Linked DNA regions of Homo sapiens: region 2 is linked to region 1. The links are chromatin loops, found by intact Hi-C in ENCODE. Cell type or tissue: gastrocnemius medialis. All regions are shown on one strand. Each heading gives the region's core, and the rest is flanking DNA. Links, peaks and the distances in the headings are about the cores only. Region 1 overlaps PLXDC1 (plexin domain containing 1). Region 2 has its middle 26 kb from the start of LINC02079.

What was found. A loop is a pair of places that touch in the nucleus more often than their neighbours do. Peaks named below come from ENCODE experiments on the same cell type or tissue, not always from the same donor. Only the 100,000 strongest peaks of a DNase experiment are listed, where the experiment ranks them.
Region 2: it touches region 1 in a loop (4-fold over the local background); 6 of 110 quality-filtered maps call a loop at or near these places.

Annotation. Positions count from the first base shown.
Region 1 is chr17:39,139,047-39,148,706 of GRCh38, reverse strand. PLXDC1 (plexin domain containing 1) reads left to right here. Exons shown (of 14, transcript NM_020405.5): 2 at 8,875-9,053. Among named protein-coding and RNA genes, the nearest start is that of PLXDC1, 7.8 kb to the left of the region's middle. In gastrocnemius medialis, for the core only: no CTCF peak of the experiment used is centred there; DNase peaks (open chromatin) are centred at 4,066 and 4,996; H3K27ac peaks cover 2,257 bases.
Region 2 is chr17:38,996,329-39,005,988 of GRCh38, reverse strand. No RefSeq gene overlaps it. Among named protein-coding and RNA genes, the nearest start is that of LINC02079, 26 kb to the left of the region's middle. In gastrocnemius medialis, for the core only: no CTCF peak of the experiment used is centred there; DNase peaks (open chromatin) are centred at 2,658 and 3,488; H3K4me3 peaks cover 1,319 bases; H3K27ac peaks cover 4,667 bases.

The DNA.
Region 1 (9,660 bases), core at 772-8,771:
TCCCAGCACTCTGGGAGGCCGAGGCCGGCGGATCACCTGAGGTCAGGAGTTTGAGACCAGCCTGGCTAACATGGTGAAACCCCGTCTCTACTAAATATACAAAAATTAGTATATTTAGTATTGTTATTAATATTATTAATATTAGTATATTAGTAAAAATTAGCCAGGCGTGGTGGTGCATGCCTGTAATCTCAGTTACTCAGGAAGCTGAGGCAGGAGAATAGCTTGAACCCGAGAGGCAGAGGTTATAGTGAGCTGAGATCGCACCACTGCACTCCAGCCTGGGCAACAGAGTAAGACTCTGTCAAAAAAAAAAATTAAAATTAAAATAAAAAATTAGCTGGGCATGGCGGTGTGCGCCTGTAGTCCCAGGTACTCGGAAGGCTGAGGCAGGAGGATCGTTTGAGCCCAGGAACTGGAGGCTGCAGTGAGCTATGATCATGCCACATAGTGAGGGCAGCATAACGAGGTCCCATCTTTTTTTAAAAAAAGGAGGGAAGGAGGTTGGACCAGATTGTCTCTAGGGCTCCAACAACCTGAGACTAAAATGCGAACTTATGGAGGTCAGGCAGCCCCTCCCTCATCCCACCATCTTCTCTAGCTCTCCCCAGATTCACCCCTTAACCCACTCCAGCTGCCGTCCCCTCCGATCGACAGATAACTAACTGGCTTCTTCTCATTCAGGTCTTAATCAGCTCAAGGGGACCCTCCTCAGAGAGCCCCACCTCATGGCTCTGTGTAGAGTAGCAACAACCCCAACCCTTTCCTCTGTCTGATTTTCTTCATAGCCCTTACCAAATGATTCATTTTGTATGTCTCCATGAAGAAAACTAGACTCTTCCTGGGTACAGGGCTTGTGTCCCCCCAGCACCCAGCACAGTGCCTGCGACTCAATAAAAGTGTATTGAATGAATGAGTGAGTGACTGAGTGAGTATATCAGAGGTGGCACAGATCCCAGACTCTCCCCTCAAGGGACACACATAGAGAGCTGAACTCTTCTTGCTGTCCCTCCCTTCCCCTCCCCTCCCCTTCCCTCCCTCCCTCTTCCCTTCTGCTACCTGGTGGTCCCTCCCTGCACTTCCTTTGACTCCTTCCCTCTCCCCAGGTGAGGGTCCTCAGTGGGTCCCTACCTGCCAGAGGAAAGGGAGAGGGTATGGTTAGGGGCTTTGTAACTTGGAGGCAGGATTTCAGTTTAGGGTTTGGAGCCTTCCCTGGCCCCTCTGAAAGCTGGTCCTGTGACCCTAACTGGTGTGTTGCCCAAGGTGCAGCAAGTTGACACACCAACACCGAGGGGGCAGCAGAGAAAGAGTTTCATCATCGTGGGGCAGCATTTGGGGCTAGAGGTTTTATGGGGTTTGGGGTGGGGTGGCCAACGTGTGGGAATTGTTAATTGGTTGAAGAGTGCATGAAGAAATAAAGAAACTGCATTCTCATGTTAAATCAGTTCCTCGGCTGGGCGCGGTGGCCCGCGCCTGTAATCCCAGCACTTTGGGAGGTCGAGGTGGGTGGATCACAAGGTCAGGAGTTCGAGACCAGCCTGCCCAATATGGTGAAACCCTGTCTCTACTAAAAACACAAGAAAATTAGCTGGGCGTGGTGGTACATGCCTGTAATCCCAGCTACTTGGGAGGCTGAGGCAGGAGAATTGCTTGAATCCGGGAGGCAGAGGTTGCAGTGAGCCGAGATCGTGCCACTACACTCCAGCCTGGGTGACAGAGCGAGACTCCGTCTCAAAAAAAAAAAAAAAAAAAAAAAAATCATTTCCTGTCTGAGGGTCTTCGAATTGGCCCTTCTGCTGGAATTCAGGATCCGAAAACCATCTTAATCCTTCTTTTTTTTTTTTCTTTTTTGAGACAGGGTCTCACTCTGTTGTTCAGGCTGGAGTGCAGTGGTGTGATCATAGCTCACTGCTGCCTCAACTTCCTGGGCTCAAGTGATCCTCCTGCCTCTGCTTCCTGAGTAGCTGGGACTGCAGGCATGCACCACCACATCTGGCTAATTTTTTAAAATTTATTATTAATAATAAATTAAATTTTATAATACCTTTTTTTATTATAAAAAAGACAAGGTCTTGCCATGTTGCCCAGGCTGATCTCCAACTCCTGGGCTCAGGTAATCCTCCTGTCTTGGCCTTCCAAAGTGCTGGGACTACAGGCATGAGCCACCATGTCCAGACTTTAAAAAAAATTTTAGTAGAGATGGGGTCTTGCTATGTTGTCCAGTCTGGTCTCGAACTCCTGGACTCAAGTGATCCCACCACCTCACCCTCCCAAAGTGTTGGGATTATAGGCATGAGCCACTGCACCTGGCCTTAAACAATTCTTAAATAAAAGCTGGCCAGGCGTGGTGGCTCATGCCTATAATCCCAGCACTTTGGGAGGCCAAGGCGGGAGCATCATTTGAGGTCAGGAGCTCAAGACTAGCCTGGCCAACATGGTGAAACCCCATCTCTGCTAAAAATATAAAAATTAGCTGGGTGTGGTGGCGCACTCCTGTAGTCCCAGCTACTTGGGATGGTGAGGCAGGAGAATTGCTTGAACCCGAGAGGTGGAGGTTGCAGGGAGCTGAGATCACACCAATGTACTCCAGCCTGGGTGACATATCGAGATTCCCTCTCAAAAAAAAAAAAAAAAAAGGAATGGGCCGAAGTGCAGCCTGATTAATGCTTAATTACTCCTATACTTCTGCCCAGAACCCGGCATGTAATTCTTGTTAACCCTGAGAAGACGGTTTCAGTCCTCATGTGAAACCCAGGGAAGGCAGGGCGACTTGCTGGGTGCTCTGTGTATATGATTTTGTTAAAGTGTCAAACCTACCAAGTTTATGTTTTATCAGCCCCATCTCACAGATGAGGAAACTGAGTCTTAGAGAGTGTGTGTAATTTGTCCAATGTTGTAGTTAGTAGGTGGTAGATTCAGGGTTCAGTGTCTAGCTTGTCTGATTCCAAACCTGTGTTGTTTTACTGCTCTGATACTACAATGAAGTTCCAAGGGAAGGGTGTTTCCAGTTCGGTGTATCTCAGGTACTCAGGGCATTTAAAGATGCTCTCCCTTCCCTCCCCTCCCCTCGCCTCCTTTCTCTTCTCCTCTTTTTCTCAGCCTGTGGGACAGGATGAGCCAGGGACAGGTGAGCTGGAAGCCGGAGAGAGATGGAATCAAGTTCACCCTCTAGGTGGCTTGTCCTGGCTATGGTGGGGGAGATTAGCTCTAGGGCATTAAGGGTGGAGGCTGACCCAGGATAGAGGCTGTGGTAACCTGAGCTATGGGGTGGCCCAGGGCTGGGATGCCAAGTTTGGGTGTTGGGTGAGATGAGGATGGCTTGGCCCAGGCTCTGGGGCCGCACAACCTGGCCTCCTGAGGTCAGCCCCATTCCCCCTTGCCCTGAAATGGGACCAGTGCCAGCTGAGGGGACTGGGACGCTACTGCTGGGCTGTACCCTGCATGCTGGGGGACACAGTCTCCCAGGGAAGCTCTCAGGTTCAGGCCCAATGGCAGCCTGAGTAGGGCCCTCCAAGAACCTAGCCCACATGCCAGCCCCACCCCGGGGCTGCCCCTGCACCCTGGGAAACAGTGGGGATTGTCGGTCACTTTTTACTGCACTTTCTGTGGTTCTGAGTAGGCTCTGGAGCCAGCCTGCCTGAGTTCAGATCCTGCCATGGACTGGTTCTGTGACCTTGGGAGGTTCCTTAACGTCTTTGTGCCTCAGTTTCTCCATTTGTAAAATGGATTTTAAACTAGTAACTATTTCATGGGATTATTGTGGGGATTAAGGGGGTGGATGTGTTTAAAGCCCCTGGAATAGTGCTAGCACAGAGCAGCATTCTCTGAAAGTCAGCTATCATTTTTATTACTAGGGTGATTATTATGGCATCCCACTGGACTGCACACTACTTGGGGCCATGAGTGAGTGAATCAATGAATGAACAGCTTGTGTTCCGGAAGCTCCTTGGCAACACATGCAGGCGGGGAACGGGTCCAGGGAAAATGGAGCTCTCTCCAGTGGAAGGCAGGTGGGGTGAGGAGTGGCTGAGGGTTGGGCAGGTGTCCAACTTGTGTGTGAGCACATACGGGAAGGCCGAGGCTTTCAGGAAAGTCTTTGTGGGCATGTGCACAGGCACGTGGGCCCCTGCACATACACGTGAGCAACCAGCTGTGTTGGCTTCTTTCATGAGTCGTGGGGATGACGTCCTGTCCCAGGCAACAGGGAAGGAAGGGTGGCCAGGAAACAGATGTAGTATGGGTTGGAAGAGTAAGATTCAGGGCTAGGCCAGGGTAGGCCAGGGTCCTGGTCAAGCTCCCTCTCCATCCCTCGCCCTGCCCTCTTTCATGGACTCTTTACCTCTTACCCTGGCCTGAGCTCTCTATAAAACCTCATTTGTGTTTCTCACTTGACGCTTATGGCAGCCTGTACTGTGGGCACCATCGTCAAATCCATTTGAGTCACTAGGGAGCTGAGGATTAGAGAGGAAAACTGATGGGGCTAAGGTCCCATAACTTGTGAGTGGCAAGACTGGGTGTGGAGGTCAACCCAGTGTCTCTTCCCTGGCCACCCCCAGCTGGGCCCCCTCCCTGTCCTTCCCCGGGCTGCAGGCCTCCACCATCCCGCCTCCTGTCTCGGCTCCAGGTTTGTGAATCCTGAAGATCCCCAACACTCCTCTCTGGGCCGCTGAGCCCCTCCACTTGTTCACTACCCGCTCTATCCTGTTCTGGCTCCTGCCCAGGCCCCAGGGCTGCTTGCAGGAAGACCTGGGGAGCTGGGCAGACCAGCCCAGCACAAACAGCTCTGTCTCCAGAAGCAGCTGTGGGCCCCACCCAAGAGAGACCAGACAGCCCTGGCTTGGGCCTGGGCAGTGGGCAGGCTGCCTTCCCAGCCCTGGACTCATGTCCATCTGTGGGCAGCCAGTGGGCATCTTGGGGAAGGGGTCTGGGGACTGCCCTCCTCCCCACGTGCTCCAGCAGCATCTGGTTGCTATTAGGGGCAGAGAAGTGAGAGGGGGCCGGCAAGGGTCCAGTAGGCGCCAGCAGCCAAGAATGACTTAATTGGATACAATGTCTAATGACAAAGCAGGGCCCCACAGCGGAGTTCTGGCCTCAGCCCCAGGCCTGGGCCTGGCCAAGCCTGGTCTCAACCTCTGTCCTTGCTGGCTCCCAGGAGCTACCCTATGCACTGCGTCCTCAATTCTGCAGTGATGGAGCACCTGCTGTTTGCTGGACATGCCAAATTTGAAGAAGGTGGAGAGAATCCTGGGGGAACTCAAATCTACCAGGGAGATAGGCACATAGTCGCACACGTAGGTGCTCTAGGAGAGGGAGAGCCACATCCAGGAGCTCTGGGGAGTGGGCTGGGGGAAGGCAGAGGTTGAGACAGGTATCTGACACAGGGTGGGCCTGAAATGGAAGAGGGTCATAGGTGGGGAATGTCAGATCCACCTATCTGATGGTCTGTTCTCATATATACATCCATAGTAGGTGTGACCATTAGAATGACAATAAAAGCCACAGCTTTGGGGGGCATAAATCTTTTTGAAGTGGAAAAGGATGGTTTTTGTGTTGTTTATTTATTTATTTGGAGAAGGAGTTTCGCTTTTTTGTCCAGGCTGGAGTACAGTGGCGCAATCTCGGCTCACTGCAACCTCTGCCTCCCAGGTTCAAGCAATTCTCCTGCCTCAGCCTCCCGAGTAGCTGGGATTATGGGTGCCCGCCACCATGCCCGGCTAATTTTTGTATTTTTAGTAGAGACGGGGTTTCGTCATGTTGGCCAGGCTGGTCTCGAATTCCTGACCTCAGGTGATCCACCCACCTCAGCCTCCCAAAGTGCTAGGATTATAGGTGTGAGCCACCACGCCCGGCCTTTTGTTAGAACTAATTTAACAGACCTGGTGCAGTGGCTCACGCTTATAATCCCACCACTTTGGGAGGCCAAGGTGGAAGGACCGCTAGAGCCCAGGAGTTCAAGGCCAGTGTAGGCAACATGGTGAAACCCAGCCTCTACGAAAAATACAAAATAAAATAATAATAACTAGCCGGGTGTGGTGGCATGCAACTGTAGTACCAGCTACTCAGAAGGCTGAGGTGGGAGGATTGCTTGAGCCTGAGAGGTCAAGCGTACAGTGAGCTGTGATTGTGCCACTGCACTCCAGCCTGCATGCTAGAGTGAGACCCTGTCTCAAAAAAAGCATGCATTTAACAACCTAGAGGGAACTGGAGAGGAGATCATGGAACCTAAAGCCATTTCGCAACCTCCAGAAATGGAGGTTCGCATGGCCGCGAAATGGCCTGTGTGTAGTCACTTTCCAATCCTGTGCCCATGGCAGACATTGCTTATTGATCTTCACAGTCCTTCCTGCTAAATACAAGAGGAGCCTTTGCATTCTCAGTTGGAGTGCCTCTGGCTGTCACGAATGGATTGCAGATGGCATGTGATATGAAACCTATTTGCCATCCTAGACAGTATCTAGGTAGTGATAGGAGTAAAACAGTAAAAAATTACCCCTCCCTCAATGGGGCAAGGGGGGGTTAATTTTATTCCCCAGGGGATATTTGGCAATGTTTGGAGACGTTTTTCATTGTCACAGCTTGGGATGGGGAGGAGCGTGGTGCTACTGGCATTTAGTGAGCAGGGGCCAAGGCTGCGGCTGCTAAACATCTTACAGAGCACTGGACAGTTCCCGCATAACAATGAATTATCCAGTCCAACCAACAATCCAATTTAAAAACAGGAAAAAGACTTAAATAGACATTTCTCCAAAGAAGATATACAAATGGCCCACAAGCATATGAAAAGATGTTCGGCATCACTAATCATCAGGGAAATGCCAATTTATAAAAACGATGAGATATAACCTCATACCTGTTAGGATGGCTACTATAAAAAAAACAGAAAATAACAAGTATTGGCAAGAATGTGGAGAGATTGGAACCCATGTGCACGGTTGGTGGGAATGTAAAATGGTCCAGTCATTTTACATGGAAAACATTTTATATGGAAAACAGTATGACAATTCCTCAAAAAATTAGAAATAGAATTACCATACAATCCAGCAATTCCGCTTCTGGGTATATACCCAAAAGAATTGAAGGCCAGGTCTCAAAGAGATATTTGTACACCCATGTTTGTAGCAGCATTGTTCACAATAGCTAAAACGTGGAAGCAAAACAGACATCCATTGATAGTTGAGTGGGTTAGCAAAATGTGGTATATCCACACAATGGAATATTATTCAGCCTTCAAAAGGAAGTCAATTCTGCCATATGCTACGACATGAATGAACCTTGAATTTATTATGCTAAGTGAAATAAGCCAATCACAAAAAGACAAATATAGTATGATGCCATTTATATGAGATACTTAGAGTAGTCAAAATCATAGATACAGGCTGCGCGCTGTGGCTCATATCTGTAATCCCAGCACCTTGGGAGCCAAGGCAGGAAAATTGCTTGAGACCAGGAATTCAAGACCAACCACCCTGAACAAAATAGTGAGACCCTGTCTCTATAAAAAGTAAAAAGATTAGCTGGGCATGGTGGCGCATGCCTATAGTCCCAGCTACTTAGGAAGCTGAGGTGGGAGGATCGCATGAGCCCAGCAGTTGGAGGCTGCAGTGAGCTATGATCGCACCACTACTCCCCAGCCTGGGTGACAGAGCAAGGCCCCATCTCTTAAATAAAATAAAATAACAGGGGTGAATAGGGAGTTATTATTTAACGGGTACAGAATTTTAGTTTTACAAGGTGAAAAGAGTTATGCAGATAGATGGTGGTGATGGTCATACAACATTAGGAATGTATTTAATGTTACTGAATTGTACACTTGGAAATGGTTAGATGGCAAATTTTGTTATGTGTATTTTGCCACAATAAAAAAATTGGAAAAGGAATTATCCAGTCCAAATGTCAATAGTACCGAGGTTGAGAAGCCCTGAACGAAAAGAACTCTGGCTTCTAGTCCCCTGACCCCACTGGGAAATAGGATTATGTGCCATTTCTGCCAGAGAAATAAGAAACTGGTTTGGAAGGCTCAACGGCAATGGTTCTCACCCTTGCCTGCAGAGTTAAGTCCAAGACTCCTCAAAATCTCCCCTGAGGCTCTTTTAAGAAATCGAGGCTAGGCGCGGTGGCTCACGCCTGTAATCCCAGCACTTTGGGAGGCCGAGACGGGTGGATCACGAGGTCAGGAGATTGAGACCATCCTGGCTAACACGGTGAAACCTCGTCTCTATTAAAAATACAAAAAATTAGCTGGGCGCGGTAGCGGGCGCCTGTAGTCCCAGCTACTCGGGAGGCTGAGGCAGGAGAATGGCGTGAACCCTGGAGGCGGAGCTTGCAGGGAGCGGAGCTCGGGCCACTGCACTCCAGCCTGGGTGACAGAGCGAGACTCCATTTCAAAAAAAGAAAAAGAAAAAGAAATTGAATGCCCAGGCTACACCATAGACCAGTTACAAGAGATCTCTAGGGTGGGACCCAGACATCAGGAACTTTTGAAGCTGTCCAGGTGACTCCAGTGTATAGCTGAGGTTGAGAATAATCACCCTTTGGAGGCAGATCAGCTTGGGTTTGAAACTTACCTGCATGCCTAACCCACTGCGTGACTTTTAACCTCTGAGCCTCTGATTCTTGTTTGCAAAATGGAGAACATCCTAACTACTGCGGAGAGCTGGCATGAGGATTAAAAGGATATGTGCGAAGTGCTTGGCCTGGAGCTGGGCACGTGACTCTCAGTACACATTGGGTGTCTCCTGTCCTGGTAGTCAGTCAAGTGTCTGCAAATTCTACAGTGGCATGGTGTTGGGGCCCTTGCAGAATAACTGGGCTGGATTCCCCTCCTGATCTTCATTCCGGACTGCTGGCACTCAGGTTTCTGTCCCCTTCTCCCAGGTCACGATGAGGGCCCAGGCTCTGGATGGGCTGCCAAAGGGACCGTGCGGGGCTGGAACCGGAGAGCCCGAGAGAGCCCTGGGCATGTGTCAGAGCCGGACAGGACCCAGCTGAGCCAGGACCTGGGTGGGGGCACCCTGGCCATGGACACGCTGCCAGATAACAGGACCAGGGTGGTGGTGAGTGCTGGAGGAACATGGAGGGGGAGCGAAGTGGGGGTGGGGGAGGTCTCACCAGCTGCCCCAGGTGTGCTTGTCCTACATGCAAATCACATATCATTTGGGGTTGGCCCCGGAGGACAGGGTGGAGAGAAGAATCCCCGGGGAGGGGATGGAAGCAGGGCCCAGACTGGGTCATAAAATCACAGCATCTCAGCGTTTCATAGGCTGCCTACTCCCTCCTGGACCCAGAGACATCAAATGGATTGTATCAGGATGCACAGCCTGACCACAGCATTCCTGAAACTGGACTCTCCCATGACTTAGGGAAGAAAAAGCTGACAGTGGCCTTATGAGTCACATCTCAGCTGCCAGATGGGGCCCTTCCCCACCCCATTTCTGCCCCATCTACAGACTGGGGCGCAAGAGGATTAATGGCTGCTTAGCCTAAGGGCTGGGCACTCAGCAGGGGGCTGAGTAGAGAAAGCAATTAGGGTGCAGCTCCTGGAGACAACCTCCTTGGCCTGGGGCAGTTCTGGGGTGCTGGCACAGGGAGGAGAGGCCTGGAGGGAGTGCTCTTCTCTCAGGGTTTCCGGGAGGCTCTTGGAAGCCTCGGTGTGTCTGGGGG
Region 2 (9,660 bases), core at 461-8,460, 140 kb after region 1:
CCCGACATGGTGAAACCCCGTCTCTACTAAAAATACAAAAATTAGCTGGGCATGGTGGCGCACGACTGTAATCCCAGCCACGCAGGAGACTGAGGCAGGAGAATCACTGGAACCCGGGAGGCGGAGGCTGCAATTAGTCGAGATCACACCACTGCACTCCAGACTGGGCGACAGAGTGAGACTCCGTCTAAGAAAAAAAAAAAGTAGATCTCCTAGGCAAAAGGTACCAAATACCACAGCAGATGTCATGAGGGGCAATACGGAAAAGCAGTAGCATCAACGTGTGATGAGAAAATCAGGAAAGCATAGGGGAGGAGCTGGTGGCATGTGAGATGTAGAATGTGCCCCAGAACTGTGAGCAGTTTGCTCTACCCAGCCATGTACTATGGACTCTAGAGGCCACACGATGGGTTCTACTCTGCAGTCCCTCCTCGCGATGATGCTGCTGATGGCCCTTATGGCGTGTTGGGGGCTTTGGTCCTATTTGTGCTCTTGGATAAGTGCAAGGTTTCCCCTGACTGCTCAGGGACGTCTGCCCCTAACACGGGACCCTTGTTGCTGGTGGAGATGGCTCTCAGGGTTTGCTTGTTAACCCCACAAAGCTGGGGGTTGCTGCAGCTCTCTGTGACTCTAGCAGATGGTTTGCTGGTTGAATCATTCGTTTTGTGCCACAGTGAGAATGACGAGGGGGTTGGAAGCACTGCTGGAGGGAAGAGTTATACCTGCTGGAGTCACGGCTCAAAATAGACCCATGGTTAGGACTTTTTTTTTTTTTTTTGAGTTGGAGTCTCACTGTCACCCAGGCTGGAGTGCAGTGGTGCAGTCTTGGCTCACTGCAACCTCCGCCCCTCAGGTTCAAGCCATTCTCCTGCCTCAGCCTACCGAGTAGCGGGATTACAGGCTTGCGCCACAACGCCCAGCTACTTTTTGTATTTTTAGTAGAGATGAGGTTTCACCATGTTGGTCAGACTGGTCTCAAACTCCTGACCTCAAGTGATCCGCCTACCTCGGCCTCCCAAAGTGCTAGGATTACAGGCGTGAGCCACCGCACCTGGCGATAATTAGAATTTTTACAGCCAGAGTGATGGAGGAGGGAATTATAAGAAGAAAGGCACAGGGGCAGGAACAATGCATTTTCAGAGAATTCCCAGTAAACGATGGGTGGTGGAGAGCAGGAGAGGAGAACCCTGGAGACGCATGTAGAGAAGCAGGATGGGGAAATTTTTAAAAACTCATAAAAATGTACTGAGGACTTAGACATAGCAATGGACAGCCAATGAAGGGGACTGGCGGAATTGTCACAAGACCTGAGGAATATTAATCTAACACAAATTAATAACACCATGGATTGGGAAGGAGGAAGAAATGGGGGCCAGGAGACCAGCTGGAAGGCCCTAAGTGCAATTACACCCTATTGTGATTGTGGCTTACTTCTGCAGGGCCCCCACCGGAATGCAGGGCTCTTGAAATAAGTGCTCTGCTGGCTTTCAAAATCTTGGGAATGGGACTGCACTGCATTAACTTTTTATTTTTCCAGTGCCTGGCACATAGTAGGTGCTCAATAAATATTTATTGAAAAGGAGAGAGAAAGACAGAAAAGGAAGGGAGAGAGAGACAAGGAGGGAGGAGGGAGGGGGAAGGGAAGGAAGTAGAAAAAAAATTATGAAAGCCAAACCTGTAAGGCTATGGAGATGGTTTAGATAGAGGTAATGAAGGCCTTTCTGGAGGGCACTCCAAACACGAAGGTGGGGAAACCACAGATACTTCTGTAAGAGGATCTATAGGACTTGGCAAGTGACTTGATGTGGGAGGAAAGCAAGAGTGAGGAATTTCTAGACGATCGGGAGAATGAGGGCACCATTAATAGAAATAAGACAAACGGGAACTGAAGTGGTTCGGTGGGAAAAGCAGTATGAGGATGATTTTCCTTTTTTTTTTTTTTTTTTTTTGAGATGGAGTCTCACTCTGTTGCCCAGGCTGGAGTGCAGTGGCATGATCTTGGCTCATTGCAGCCTCCGCCTCTTGGGTTCAAGGAATTCTTGTGCCTCAGCCTCCCGAGTAGCTGGGACTACAGGCATGCATCACCACGCCCAGCTAATTTTTTTGTATTTTTAGTAGAGATGAGGTTTCACCATGTTGGCCAGGCTGGTCGTGAACTCCTGGCCCCAAGTGATCCGCCTGCCTCAGCCTCCCAAAGTGCTGGGATTACAGGCGTGAGCCGTGGTGCCCAGCCATGGATGATTTTCATTTTGGACATTTTGAGTTTCAGGTGCCAGCAGGACCATCAAATGTAGCTGTCTAGCCAGCAGCTGGATACATGGACCGACAGCTCAGAAAGGAGCTCAGTGCTAAACGGCAGTCTGGGAAGACATCTGCAAAGAGGGCCTGATGGCAGTCCTGGGAGTGGGTGAGATCACGAAGCAGGAAGGAGAGAAAACAAGAGGCCAAAGGGCAAGAGTCTCGAGGATGCCAACACTTACGGGAAGAGAACAAGCAACTGTTGGAGAGAGAAAAGGAAAATGGGGAAAGTTCAGGATCCCTATCGCCAAGGAGGAGGGTTTCAGCAGGGCCAGATGCTTCCAAGATCAAGCCCGAGAAGAGCCTGCAATCCAGCAGCAATAGGAGGTCACAGGAGTTCTCAGAGGATCCACGGACTGTGACGTGCTGAGGGCGGATCCAGATTGTGCCGATTAAGAAAGAAGTGGGTGGTGAGATCCGGAAGCCGCCAGTAAAACACTCTTTGAAGGGCTTTGGCAGCAATGGGGGGAAGAAAGGAAGGACTGTGGCTCGAGGGGGAGGAGGGATGGGAGGAAGACTTGTTTTTAGAATGGGTGAGCTGAGAATGGATTTGTAGGTGGAAAAGAAGAAAACAGCCAGATGGGAAAGGAAGGAGGCAGAGGGCATTTGGTGGAGCGGAGAAGGCCCCGGAGAAGGAGGGGGAAATGAACAGAGTACATTTTTCTAAAGCACACTAATTGAAGTTGCACATCCATGGTAATAAGAAGTCCTCACATTTGAAAAGCAATGAAATGCAATCTCCAAAGTATTTTTATACACTCTATCTTATTTAATCCGGTGGGAGGTAGAGTACATTTATCTCTACTAAAATGTAAGGAGGTTAAATGATTTACCCAAGATCACCTCGCTCATCAACAGAAGAACTTGGGGTCAAGCACCTGTTGTGTCAGCACCGTGTGAGGTGCCTGAGAGCCCAGAAGGGACCGATAGAGGCTCCTGCCCTCAAGGAGCTCAAAGCCCAGGAGACTGAGCTTCCTTCTACTGGCAAAAATGCCCCAAAACATAATGTGCACAGAGGAGGACACTTTTTCAGACCGGGGAAGGGAGAGGAGTGGGATTCAAGGGAGGCTTTCCAGAAGAGGCGATGTTTGGGCTGAGCCTGGAAGGAAAAACCGCAATGACCCGGCTAAGTGGGCGGCGGCAAGAGGAAGTCCACTCCCAGCAAAGGAGGTTTGTGTGCAAGAGCCTGGGGCCTTTGGGAACTGTGAGCAATTCACTCCGCTGGAACACAGGGTAGGCGTGGCTGGGTACAGGAGAGGAGTGTGCCAAGATGGGGGTGGGAGGAACATGGCAGCCACCCTGAAGAATTCTAATTCCTTCCTTTTAAACCAGTGAGGCGTTTTGATCAAGGGAAAGATATCAGATTTGCATTCTAGAACACTCACTCTGGAGGTCCCCTGGAGGTAGTGCAGAGGATGGATTCAAGGAGGATGTTATGGGAGGCAGGGAGACTAGTTAAGATGCAAATACAGTGGCCTGGGCAAGAAAAGGGGAGGGCCTGGAAGGGGCAGTGGCATTTGTAATGGAACAGATAATGACTATCTGTCTGTGAAGAAAGAACTGGTCAGCCTTAGAGGAAGAATGAGATGAGGAAATAGGGAAAGGAAGGGTCTAGGATGATTTCCAGGTTCTGGCTTGAACAGAAGCAGGAAGAAAAGCAGATATTAGTGAGGATGGGGAGTTGGGTAGCAAATAAGTTCAGGACACATTGAGTTGAGAAGCCTATGGGACATCCAGGTGGAGGTGTCCACTTGGAGACAGAGGTCTGGAGCTCCTGGGGAGGCCGACCTAGAGATAATCTTTGTGAGTCATCAACATAAGTCACCAACATGAGCCACCAGTGGGGATGAGTGTTTGGAAGGAGAAGAGAAAAGGGCCTCTCACACAGCCTGGAGGAGCACTGGCATTTAAGAAGAAGGTGAAAGAAGCCAGGTGTGGTGGTTCACACCTATAATCCCAGCACTTTGGGAGGCCAAGGCAGGAGGATCACTTGAGCCCAGGAGTTCGAGACCAGCATGGGCAGGATGGCAAAACCTCATCCTACAAAAAATAAAATTAGCTAGGTGTGGTGGCATGTGCCTGTAGTCCCAGCTACTCGGGAGGCTGAGGCTGGAAGATGGTTTGAGCCTGGGAGGTCGGGGCTGCAGTGAACTGTGATTGCACCACTGCACTCCAATTGGAGTGGCAGAGCAAGACCCTGTCTCAAAGAAAAAAAAAAAAGGAAGAAAGAAGCAGGTGAAAAGGAGGTTGTGATATGACCAGTTGATATACAATAGATAGTAAAAAATGTTAAAACTATTTAAAAACAAAATGACGTTTTTAAAAATTGTAAAAATAGGCTGGTCGTGGTGGCTCACACCTGTAACCCCAGCATTTTGGGAGGCCGAGGCAGGTGGATCACTTGAGGTTAGGAGTTCAAGCCCAGCCTGGCCAACATGGTGAAACCCCATATCTACTAAAAGTACACAAATTAGCTGGGCGTGGTGGCAGCTGTAATCCCAGCTACTCAGGAGGCTGAGGCAGGAGAATCGCTTGAACCCAGGAGGCAGAGGCTGCAGTGAGCTGAGATTGTGCCACTGCACTCCAGCCTGAGCGACAGAGCGAGACTCCATCTCAAAATAAACAAACAAATTAAATAAATAAAAATTAAGATACAAAAATTAGCTGGGCATTGTGGCATGCTCCTGTAATCCCAGCTACTTAGGTGGCTGAGTCACAAGAATAGCTTGAACCCGGGAGGCAGAGGTTGCAGTAAGCCAAGATCACACCACTGCACTCCAGCCAGGGCGACAGAGCAAGACTGTCTCAAAAAATTTTTTAAAAATGGCAAAAATAGAAAAGAAAAGGCGGTGAGGAGAGGCCAGAGAGGCAGGAGAGAGAAAGTGATGTAGGAGAAGACATAGAGCTTGAGGGGGTCCTGTGGGAGGATGGTACTGAGAGTGAGAAGAGCACCATCTCGTTTGCTTTCAGGGGGAGGGGAGATGGCTTCCCCCAGGCTGGTCAGAGAAGGCTTTAGGAAATAGAAAAAACTGAGAAAAAGAAAAGCCCTTTCAAGCTGAGAAATGGAAGGGGAGAGGTTTGAGTTCCTCTTCGCTGTGTTTTCTTGACTCTTGCTGCCATAATCGGTGCATTCACAGAAAATAAAGCCTAGTCTCTGGTGAAATGTGGAGAATCAGATGTTCAAAATGTTTCTATTATGTGCTTCAAAGCCAGACTCGCTGAAAATGGAGACTATCCAATGTGATCATGCTGTCCTTAAAAACATTCCTTTGATAAACATTAAACTGTTCTGTTTACCAGAAATGTTAACAAGGAAAATAAACAGGGCTATTTAGGAGTATTTCAAAATTAAAGTTTAAAACATAAGAGAAAACAGGAGGCACACAAAAAAGAAAAATCCAAAACTTCATGAACATTGCAGACCTCAGCTGCCCTTGAAATCTTTTTCTCTGCCTAACATTATGTAATTCTTCATCAGCCAAATATATCAGTTTCACATGCTAAAATTCACTGTGTATGTGTCATACTTAAAGGACATGGTATTGAAAGGAAACAATAATATAAAGCTATGTACAAAGGTTTTGGAACCAATGCACATATAGACCTGAGAGTTATCTAAAGAAACTTTAAGGATATTATTGAAAAATAAGTGAGGGGGAACCAGACGTCCCCCTCAGATGGTGTAATTGACCCAGGCGCCCTAACTGATCCTCGTGCTGAAAACAACTAAAAATTCTGGATCAAATACTAAAAATATCTTCCTCTAAATAAATGAATGAAAGTAAGGAATATTCAGCCAAACCATGTGACAACAGATACCCAGAGAGATAAACAGAGCAATTGCCAAACCAGTAGCTTTCAGTTTTTAAGACCTTAAGGAGCTCCAGGGACAGAAGACAGAACTCAAGGTCTGCCCAAGATGGAGATTCTAATTGCATATTCTCTCACACAGGTGAGACCCTAAAGCTATACCCTTACTATTAGGCTAAACTAGAAATACATCTGACCACAAGGGGCTATAGCCAAAATGGCCTTGGTTCTTGGTACTACATAAAAGTGAAAAAGGGCCAGGTGTGGTGGCTCACGCCTGTAACCCCAGCACTTTGGGAGGCTGAGGCGGGTGGATCACGAGGTTGGGAGATCGAGACCATCCTGGCTAACACAGTGAAACCCCATCTCTACTAAAAATACAAAAAATTAGCCAGGCGTGGTGGCAGGCGCCTGTAGTCCCAGCTACTCCGGAGGCTGAGGCAGGAGAATGGTGTGAACCCAGGAGGCGGAGCTTGCAGTGAGCCAAGATTGCGCCACTGCATTCCAGCCTGGGTGACAGAGCAAGACTCCATCTCAAAAAAAAAAAAAAAAGTGAAAAAGAACTCCTGAAAAAGATATAAAAGCTAGTCCTAACAATTTGCAGTTTAGTTTCACAGGGTCGAATCGTCTGAAAAGCCTCCAGCAGAGATTTTAATTTAAAGTGGTCCTAAGGGCCAGGTGTGGTGGCTCACGCCTATAATCTCAGCACTTTGGGAGGCCAAGGCAAGTGGATCACCTGGCAAGTGGATCACCTGAGGTCGGCAGTTTGCGACCAGCCTGGCCAACATGATGAAACCCCATCTCTACTAAAAATACAAAAATTAGCTGGGCTTGGTGGCAGGCACCTGTAATTCCAGCTACTCGGGAGGCTGAGGCAGGAGAATCACTTAAACCCAAAAAACGGAGGTTGCAGTGAACCAAGATGGCACCACTGTACTCCAGCCTGGGTAACAAGAGTGAAACTCCACCTCAAAAATAAATAAATAAATAAATAAAATAAAACAAAGTGGTCCTAAGTACCTAAAGTGCTAGAAGAAGCATATGCAATTCTCTCTAGAAGAACCCACCTTTATCTCAGGCCTCAAAAAATTCCCACATATAGTTTTGATAAAAATAACCACAGAATCAAAAATCACAAAACCGAAACAAACTAGGCACCATGAGCAAAAGAAGCAGAAATATAGACAGCAGAATCAGACCTACAAAGACTGTAGATATAGAAATTATCAGAAACATGACATAAAATTACTATTTTAGAGCTTTTAAGAAATAAAAATGAGGCCAGGCATGGTGGCTCACACCTGTAATCCCAACACTTTGGGAGGCCGAGGTGGACAGATCACGAAGTCAAGAGATGGAGACCATCCTGGCCAACATGGTGAAACCCTGTCTCTACTAAAAATACAAAAATTAGTTGGGCATGGTGGTGCATGCCTGTAGTTCCAGCTACTCGGGAGGCTGAGGCAGGAGAATCGCTTAATCCCGGGACTGCGGAGGTTGCAGTGAACCCAGATGGTGCCACCGCACTCCAGCCTGGGTGACAGAGCAAGACTCTGTCTCAAAAAAAAAAAAAGAAAAAGAAAAAGAAAGACAGACAAATGGAATTAATAATAAAAGAATATACAAATGACCAAGCAGTTTTTTTTAAAAAAAATACAATTCTGGAGATGAAAAATATAGTAATAAAAATTTTAAATTCATTGGACAGATTTAATAGCAGGTTAGACACAACTGAAAAGAGAAGGCAGTTCAGAGGAAGAAGGGGTGAAAAAAAGCAGAGAAAACAGAGTGAAAGAAATGATGCAGATGACAGCACAGTGAGAAAAATAAATGGAAAATGAGCCGGGCACTGTATCTGTAATCTCACTGCTGGGATTATGGGCTCACACCTGTAATCCCAGCACTTTGGGAGGCCAAGGCAGGAGGATTGCTTGAGGCCAGGAGTTTGAGACCAGCCTAGGCAACATAGTGAGACCTAGTGTCTGCAAAAACACAAAAATTAGCCAGGTGTCGTGGTGCATGCCTGTAGTCCCAGCTACTCAGGAGGCTGAGGCAGGAGGATTGCTTGAGGCCTGGAGGTGGAGGTTGCAGTGAGTTGTGATTGCACCACTGCACTACAGCCTAGGTAACAGAGCAAGGCCTTGTCAAAAAAAAAGAAAAAGAAAGGGGAGGGCAGGGGAAGGGAGGGGAGAAGGAAGGGAGAAAGAGAGAGAGGAAGGGAAAGAAAGAGAGAGAGGAAGGGAAAGAAAGAAAATAAATGGAAAATAAGATACCCAGATTCAAGAACCTCAGTAACTTCATAACAGAAATAAAAGGAAATCCACATTTCAACACATTATAATAAAATTGCAGAGCACTGAAGACAGAGACTAGATCTTAGAAACAGACAAAAGAGGCTGGGCGCAGTGGCTTATACCTGTAATCCCAACACTTTGGGAGGCCGAGGCGGGTAGATTGCTTGAGGTCAGGCGTTCAAGACCAGCCTAGACAACATGGCAAAACCCCATCTCTACTAAAAATACAAAAAATTAGCTGAGCGTGGTGGCAGGCGCCTGTAATCCCAGCTACTTGGGAGGCTGAAGCAGAATTGCTTGAACCCAGGAGGTGGAGGTTGCAGTGAGCTGAGATTCATGCCATTGCACTCCAGCCTGGGCAACAAGAGCGAAACTCCATCTCAAAAAAAAAAAAAAAAAGAAAAGAAAAGAAACAGACAAAAGAGTCAGAAAACTTCAGCCTGAAACAATTTGATTGACAGCTGATTTCTCAAGAGCAACAATAAAAGTAAGATGATGATGGAATAATACCTTCAATGTGCTGAGGAAATTACCATCAACCTAGAACTCTATACCCACTGAAAATATCTATAAAGAACAAAGGAGAAGAAGGAGGAAGAGGAGGAGAGGAGGAGGAGGAATATCAAACAAATAGAACCTAAAATCATTTGCTACCAAAGACCCTTTTCTTAGGAAATTCTTAGGAAACGACAGATAAACAGATAGATGCCAGGCACAGTGGCTCACATCAATTACCTCAGCCTGAAGTAACTACTTCAGGCAGAAGGAACGTAACCTCAGATGGAAGGAATGAGATAAAGGAAGGAGTGAATCACATGTGAACTCTGTATTTTATCTGATCTGCTACTGACTACATAAAACTACAACAAAATCTACAGCTAACATCTAAAAAGCTAACAAGAGGGTGTCCACTGCCATCCGGACCCCCAGGGCCACAGGGTAGGCCCAGCCGTGGCTTGGTACTCCCTGTGGGCCTCAACAAGGGTCATAAGGTGACCAAGAGGGAGAGCAAGACAAAGCACAGCCCCCTGGCAGGCATGGCGCCAAGCACACCAGGTTCTTGTGGGGCGTGATCTGAGAAGCGTGGGCTTCACCTGAAACAAGCCAGCAACTTGCCCGCGGAGCTGTTCCAAATATCCACGGGAGATCTGGCCCTCACATTCATCAAGAAAAGGGTGGGGACATACATCCTCAGCAAGAGGGAGTGGGAAGGACTGAGCAGGGCCCCAGTCTTCATTAGGAAAGCAGCTGCCACAAG